Regions from separate parts of the Homo sapiens genome. Here region 1 is linked to region 2. A link is a contact called in ENCODE Hi-C data. All regions are on one chromosome and are shown on one strand. The core of a region is the stretch at or near the end of the contact, and the rest is flanking DNA. Distances in the headings are between cores, read along the strand shown. Region 1 overlaps LONP2 (lon peptidase 2, peroxisomal). Region 2 holds the start of NETO2 (neuropilin and tolloid like 2).

Region 1 (3,782 bases), core at 1,210-3,709, 1.2 Mb after region 2:
ACAGCATTTATAAAAACAATCATTGACAGAAGAGGAACTCATACCTATCAACAATTTAGAATCCCCCTCATCAGAGTCTTTAATATAACACCAATTGAAACATTAAAAAAAGGTTACTACTTATCCTTTTTCCTGGCTTTCCTAGCTCATGCTATAACAAAACGGAAGATGATTTGGATGTTTTAAAATAGTAGTGGTTAAATTCAGTGAAAGAAAGCTGGGTCAGGGTTTCTTTCAGCTTGAGGGTGATCATTAACCCTAAAAACTTTTTTCTCTCCTTACAGGTGGGTGGAATTAAAGACAAAGTGCTGGCGGCACACAGAGCGGGACTGAAGCAAGTCATTATTCCTCGGAGAAATGAAAAAGACCTTGAGGGAATCCCAGGCAACGTACGACAGGATTTAAGTTTTGTCACAGCAAGCTGCCTGGATGAGGTTCTTAATGCAGCTTTTGATGGTGGCTTTACTGTCAAGACCAGACCTGGTCTGTTAAATAGCAAACTGTAGGTCCAAATCTCAATTTTTTAGAATTTTAAGTTATGAAGTGCTCAAAGGTACTGACACAGTTGATTTTATTCACACCATTAGGGGTATGCAAGATGTCCCTGTTTTATAAACATAATCACAACAGTAATAAACCTCAAGTAGTGGCTAGTGTTTAGTATAGAAATATAAGATGTTGATTTAGTAAACTGATAAAAATCGAATTCTTGTCTTTTTAGTGGGATCCTTACTGTCCCTGGAAAGATATAGCATAGTGGTTCTCAGCACAGTCTCCAGAACAGAAGCATCTGTAGTACCTGGTAACTTGTTAGAAATGTACATTCTCAGGCTCCACAGCAGGCCGCCTGAATCAAATCCTGGGAGGTGGGGACAGAAATCTGTGTTTTAAGAAGCCTTCCAGGTAATTCTGCTGCACACTCAAGTTCAGGAACCACCGGTATAGACCATTACCTTAGTGGATTTACCTGTAGAGTTTATTGGATCCTGAAACCAATCAATTACTTAGAACTAGGCAAAGATGAAAGTATAGCCAACTATTCTTGGCTATATATATATATTCAAGTGGGCCGGGCGTGATGGCTCACACCTGTAATTCCAGCACTTTGGGAGGTCGAGGTAGGCAGATCACCGAGCCCAAGAGTTCAAGACAATCCTGGCCAACGGCGAAACTCTGTCTCTACAAAAAATATACAGGCGTGTTAGCATGTGCCTGTAATCCCAGCTTCTTGGGAAGCTGAGGCACAAGAATTGCCTGAACCCAGGAGGTGGAGGTTGCAGTGAGCTGGGATCGCGCCATTGCACTCCAGCCTGGCTGACAGAGCGAGACTGTCTCTAAAAAAAAAAGACTCAAGTGGACCCTACAATGAAGCCTACACATCCCAATAGAAGCCCCTTCTTATGCTGAGGGAAGCAGCCCTCAGAACATGATAGCTTGTATCCAGCAGAGTGGCACGTGCTGGCACACCTCACAGAAGCACCCTGGCCCTGGATGCCTGCAACCTCAGAAGAGTGCAGCTCCCAGAGGGAGGCAGCCATCCATCTGGGATGGTCCTAAGCATGGAATCCTAACTCCTGATTCCGTCTCCTATTTCTTGCTTGGCTACGCCAGTTCCCAAATCTGGTAGATGTCCATGCCCATGTGCTCCTGCTGGGACTCAATTCAGGCTATGTATGACTATGAAGTCAGGCTCATCTGCTTACTGGCTGTGTGAACTTTTTGTATCTTGGTTTTCTTCATCCATGAAATCCAAGTAATACTACCTAATTGTTACTGTGGAGATTAAGTTCAAATGCAATGTATAGTAATATTAAGCAATTTCTAGTTATTATTCTAGCCAGTAATGGACTTCAGAATCTTTTATTACACAATATAAGAATATGTATGTAAAGACATTTTGGAATTTCCTGGATGAGAAGGAAGTCTGGGCTGGGCATGGTGGCTCACGCCTGTAACCCTAGCACTTTAGGAAATCGAGGCGAGTGGATCACTTAAGCTCAGGAGTTCAAGGCCAGCCTGGGCAACATGGCAAAACCCCATTTCTACAAAAAATACAAAAATTAGCTGGGCATGGTGGCACCCGCCTGTAGTCCAGCTACTTGAGGCTGAGATGGGAGGATGAGGGAGGTCGGGGCTGCAGTGAGCCAAGATCACGCCACTGCACTCCAGCACCCTGGGCGACAGAGTGAGACCCTGTCTCAAAAAAAAAAAAAAAAAAAAAGATTGGGCCAAAATACTGTGATAAAATAGCAGGCCTGCTGATAAAAGTTTATCTGAATGCATTGAGAGGAAAAGTCCAGACCTAGGACTAGTTATGGCAGTTGGAGAGAAAGAACATCGGGATGTTTGAAAATATGCCATTGACTATCTTAACTACTGTAATTTTATCATTTCCAACGTCATCTAACTGGGGACTAGAACAAACTGTGAATTCACTTTCAGCAACCAGAGGGCGCTAATCCACACCCACATCGCTCTGCCCTGTTCCACCCAGCAGGGGCAACAAGGATATAACTTGGGGTTCTCGGTATTCTTCCTTTAGTCCTGACACAGGCAGCCTTGCACTTTGTAGCAGCAGGAGGGCACTTGCTTTAAGCATATCTTTCGAAAGGCATCCATTGAGAGAATAATGCATTCTCCCCTTGCTGTGTATGACATGGAACAGTATGACCATTGCACTAGCTTTGTTTTTGGTTTGTTTTGTTTTTTTTTTAATTCCAGGGGTGGGAGGTTGGTTGGTTGAAGTCTAAGCTCTTCCTTTTTCACCTGGGTTTTTTTTTTTTGGGGGGGGTGGGGGGTTAGGGGTGGGGCGGGTGGGGAAGAGCCAAAATTTTAACCATTTTTAAGCATATAATTTGGGGGTATCAGTTACTGGATCTAAGCATGTCCACTCTACACGCTTTTTTTTTTTTTTTTTTTTTTTTTTTTTGAGATGGAGTCTTGCTCTGTTACCCAGGCTGCACTGCAGTGGCATGATCTCGGCTCACTGCAACCTCTGCCTCCCCAGTTCAAGCAATTCTCATGCCTCAGCCTCCCAAGTAGCTGGGACCACAGGTGTGTGCCACCACGCCCAGCTAATTTTTGTATTTTTTAGTAGAGACAGGGTTTCACCATGTTGGCCAGGCTGGTCTCAAACTCCCAACCTCAAATGATCCGGCCACCTTGGCCTCCCAAAATGCTGGCATTACAGGCGTGAGCCACCACACCCGGCTTACATGCATTTTTTATCACCACAAACTGAAACTCTGTACCCACTGAAAAAGAGCTCCAAATTCCACCCTCACCCCAGACCCTGGTAACCACTATTTCACTTTCTTTCTGAATTTCCCTTCATATGAGTGGGATCAAACAAGAGTTGTCCTTTTGTGTTTAGCATTCTTACTTAGCAAGCCATCAACTGCTCGAACAGTCACTGGGGCAACTACTTTTCGCCCAGTGTCCTCCAGAAAAGAAAGATCTGGAGGGTCAGGCCACTCTTTTTCTTCAAAATAATGGGGTGCAGAAGGGTAGGGATGAACCTCTTCCTCCTTTGCCACTTTAGCTTTAGCTCAAAGGAACTCCAACTTTTTATTATTTGCAACAGTTAGCTTTCTTTGTTTCACATCTCTGCCTTGCAGAACCATGACCTATCAAGGTGTTTTGTCAAACAAAAACTAATACTTTCCCTGGGAAAAAGCCATGTGGTAGCAAGTACCAGAAATTTTTATGGCCAAATAATACACCACTATATCCATAGACCGCATTTGGTTTATCCACTCATCTGCTGATTGTTTCCCCCTCTT
Region 2 (4,153 bases), core at 1,557-4,056:
GGCATCTTAAAGAACTAAAATTACTTTCTACTTAAAATCTCACACACTCATTATGGCTGATTTATTTTAGTAGAAACTGACCATAATATTTCAAACAAGGCTTCTGTGGGTAATATCCACAATTATGTAAATGTTAAATAGCTGCTTCAGATAAGAACCTCTTTGATGTTAAAGCAATTCACTTTATAGGATAAAAGGAAAACTTCTTCATGCCTTGGGGCACACAATGAGTAGTTTGTAATGGGAAAGGCCAGTATCTTTTTAAAGGCAACTTTTTAAAATTAAAATATTGATTTTTAAATAAATTATACATGCGTTTGGTAAAAAAAAAAAACAAAAACAAAATCAAGTGATACAAATGGGTGTGCAGTGAAACCAGTCTTCCCTTCATTCCTGTCTTTTAATCCCCTAGATTTCCGTATTAGAATCAACTACTGTTAACAATTTATTGAATCTTTCCAGACCAGTTATTGGCATTTACAAGTTGATACCACAGACGACTTTAAAAATAACTTGCTTTCTCTCTAGGAAGCCGCCACCAATAGCAGCAACAACAATAATAATTCAGCTTGAGCTTTAAAAATACTCCAGCATGTAAAAATAGTGTAGGCTAACACTGAAAAAAGAAAAGCCAGACACTATATTGTTTTCACCGTAGCTCTGCCATCACCAGAATCCTTTCCTGAAAGGTACAACACTCAACGCTTCACCACGATGGCCAGAGAGGGCAGTGTGCACCCACGGGAAAGGCAAAGGCAGAAACGCTGCAAATCCCTTCACCATTGGAGGAGGCGCTACCAGCCCCTACCCTATCCAGCTCGATTTTATCAAGTTCTGCAGGTAAAGCGGTGTGACAGATCTACGCGATTTCATCCGGGGGTGCTCTCGGATGCACGGTCAGTAGCATGCTGACAACCTTACCGTAGTGAGGGCGCAATCCGACAACGGCAGAAAATTCAGATAAGCAACACGATCAGAAATCCTAGTGTGCATACGGTTTATCACGAAAGAGTAAAAACATTCCTTTCCCAGGAATGACTGTAAAAATTAGGAGTTAGAGATATGAAAGCCACAGGATGAATTTCAGAGTTGTTTTCAATTGTAATAAAGAAATCACTACGGATTTACGGTTTGTGAAATATTCATCAGCTAGAAAGTCCTAGGTTACCTTAGTACAAGCTGTAGATACGTTTACAGTGGGGTAGTTAAACGTTTCGAATTACTGAAATCTCAATTACGAATTTAGGAATATGTGGAGAGTAGACAATGTGTCCAATTAAAATCAAAAGCAAAATTACACTGAACTTTCTAATAAAACAAATTTGAAAAAAGTGCTGTTAGGGAGCAGGAAAAAAGTCACTCTACAAATATTAAGATACAGTGCTGAGTTATACATAACACCGTTAATAATGCCTCAGCCGTACCCTCGAAATTTTTAAAAAAAGAACATGTTACGACATTACAAACACGTCAGCTTTCAATTTAAATCAGCAGGGGGAAAAAGGGAAGTCCTTTACTGAGTGGTGGTGCTGTTTTCCCTCTGGAAATTGAAAAGACGATTTATTCAGTCCGAGTTTCAGGAGCAACTTTGTATCCCAATCCTAATTATCTATGTATATAAATTTTCATCTAAATTACCACCTCCTGGGAAATGCAAAGCCGGTGGAGTAGGTTTTAGAGCTCTGTGCTCTGGACAAGCCAACTGTTTTAATTCCCAGTACAACAAATTAGTAAGAACCGAACACCAGCGGCGGGGAATTCTGAGACCTCTGGCGGAGCGCGAGGAGCGCCGCGTCCCGGGAAGCACCCGAGCAGCAGCGCTCCCCGGGGGCCGGGACAAGCCGGGTCCGCGGCGCCCGCGCGCCGCCCCCGGAGCCCGCAGTGGTGCCGCAGCCTCCGTGGCCGCAGCAGGTGGGACCCGGCTGGCCCAGCAGGCCCCGTTCCCCGCCGCGAGGTGCAGGCGCCGCGGGGCTATTCGAAAACCACTGCACGACGTCACGGCCGCGGCTTTTATTGTTCTCGTGGAATTACTTTTTGCCATCACATCTGGAGAAAGAGCGGCCTCCGCTCCACGACAGGAATCTCACAACTTTGCAAAGGGATGCGCGGAATTCTACGGAAGCGGCGCGAGGGCGCAGCCCGGAGGGCCCTGCTGGGCCCAGGGGCCTCCTGGCCGCCTTCCCGACCCGATCCCTCTTCCCACACGCGCCCCGCGAACGTCGGCCGGACTCGCAGGGGTCGGAAGCGGCGCGCCCGGAGAGCCGGCGGAGCCGGGCAGGGCTCGCGCCCCGCGGTCCGCTCCGAGTAGCCGCGAGCCCCGCCAGACAAAGAGGCGCGTCGGGTCCCGGGCGCGGGTAAGGGACGCAGAGGCGCGGGCAGGGCGGCGCGCCAGCCTCGGCCCGCAGGGGGCGCCGTCCGTGGCCCCAGCCCCGGTCCTTACCTTTGAGGACCGAGCAGAGCCGCTCCAGGGCCATGTTCCCGAGCTGCCCGGCGCTTCGCGAAGGGCTGAGGTAGCGGCGGCGGTGGCTCGGCGCTCACGGCTCGGCGCGGCGGCGACGGCCCCACTCCGTCCCCATCGCCGGCCAGCAGCTGCCTCCCCGCTCCCCTGAGGAGAGCTCAGGTCCTGCGGCCCGCCATGCCCGAGCCCCACAGTGGGCTCCCGCGCGGCCCGAGCACCCCGACGGGCGCCGCCTCCTGCTCCGCGGCGCCCCGTCCCATCGACCGCCCGAGGGCCGAGGAGTGCGGACGCGCGGCGCGGGACCGGCAGGCAGCTCCGCCCGCGGCCCCGGCGCGGGATCCACTGAAGTGGCGGGCGCGGGGCGCCCAGGCTCATTTAAGGAGGGAGCGCGAGCGCCGCGTGCCGGCTGCGCCGCCTGTGCGCATGTGCCCGCCCCGCCCCGCCCCGCGCCGCGCCTCGCGCGCCCGCCGCGGCCTCGCGCCGTGGGACGGCGTCGCTCCCCGCCGGCTGCCGTTAGGGCTGGGAGCCGGCTGGGCGCGGGGGTAGTGAGGGTGCCTCTCGCCGTGGCTGCGCGGCGGCCTCGTCCGAGAGGCCGGCGCCGGGGCAGTGACCGGCCCGTGCCCAGCCGCCGCGCAGGGCGCCCGGGGCAGCTGGCCGAGCCCTCGATGCCTCCCGTCTGACGGAGGCGCCCGGGAAGCGCCGCCCACCTCGGCCCCGCACCCTCGCCGGCCTGCCGGGTCTCCGCCAGCCCTAGCAGACAGAGAGGGGCGCCGGTCCCTAGTCCCCCAGACCTCCATTCAAGGTCAAAACTTTGCCCAGCTCAGCCTTGCTCGACCCTGGGCAGGGAAGCGCGGACATCGGCAGAGGGAGCCCGAGGCTCTCCGTGCCCTTCGCGCCGGTGAGTTCCCGACCCGCGGCGCTGCCGGCGTTTCCCTAGCGCCCGCCAGGTTGACAGGCACTTTAGTACCAACTCCTCAGACTCCCCCTCATGAAGTAGGTTTTAGGGGATTGGAAAGTCGAGGCCAGAGAGGTGAAGCCCTTCGTCCAGAGCCGCGTAGCGAATGAGCGGCAGGGCTGTGCACCTCCCCCGGGGCTGCCCTCCTAGCAGCTAACCACTACGCTGGGCAGCTTCGCCAGCTGATGGGAGTCTCCAGGTCTGCCAACAACTGCCTGGCTGTTGGTGGTATTCATGATCCTGCTTTATTTTCTCCACAGCGGTTATCACACTGATATGACCTTCCTCATTTATTTATTTGTTCATCCTTTATATCTCCCTCACCCTCACACCATTAAAATATCAGCTGCTTGCAGGCAGGCCGACTGCATTCATTTTTTTCACTCCACACATACGTATTGGGTGTTAATTATGTGCAGAAGACAATGATTGGTGCTGGAGATAACAACCGTGATCAAGGCCTTACCATAATAGAATATTTATGCCTGTCTCTGCGTGTAGTAGGAACTCTGTAAACGTTTGTCTAACCAATTGTAGCTAAAGACAATGTCAGGCAACTGAAACATTTTTCAGGTGTTAAGCTCTTCTCTCTCACTTTGTATTCCTTCAAGAAAGGTACAAAAGCATAAATAATTCATGAGATTTACAAAGGAAAAACATACTTAACACCAATTAATATCGAGGTGTTTCACCCTTTGCCATGTGCTGTGAATGGGGGCATAAAAGATGGGTAAGTTTGG

Evidence for each region. A loop is a pair of places that touch in the nucleus more often than their neighbours do. Pooled maps may share reads with other maps.
Region 1: a pooled map shows a loop between it and region 2 (6-fold over the local background). The contact joins the enhancer-like site here to the promoter of NETO2 in region 2. A Hi-C loop is called at or near these places in 1 of 168 maps with a recorded cell type or tissue (naive thymus-derived CD4-positive, alpha-beta T cell), 1 of 37 single-sample maps with no recorded cell type and 8 of 50 pooled maps.

What each region holds. Positions count from the first base shown.
Region 1 is chr16:48,351,297-48,355,078 of GRCh38, forward strand. It overlaps LONP2 (lon peptidase 2, peroxisomal), which reads left to right. Exons shown (of 15, transcript NM_031490.5): 15 at 285-3,782. The coding sequence ends at 506. Among named protein-coding and RNA genes, the nearest start is that of SIAH1, 32 kb to the right of the region's middle. Within about 2 kb of position 2,460, at least 7 of the 41 ENCODE cell types and tissues checked have a DNase peak (open chromatin) inside an H3K27ac peak, as active enhancers do.
Region 2 is chr16:47,141,139-47,145,291 of GRCh38, forward strand. It overlaps NETO2 (neuropilin and tolloid like 2), which reads right to left and starts at 2,807. Exons shown (of 9, transcript NM_018092.5): 1 at 2,441-2,807. The coding sequence starts at 2,474. ITFG1-AS1 (ITFG1 antisense RNA 1) reads left to right here and starts at 2,930. Exons shown (of 4, transcript NR_110904.1): 1 at 2,930-3,356. RefSeq lists silencers at 811-900, 911-960, 1,788-1,937, 2,108-2,947, 3,008-3,337.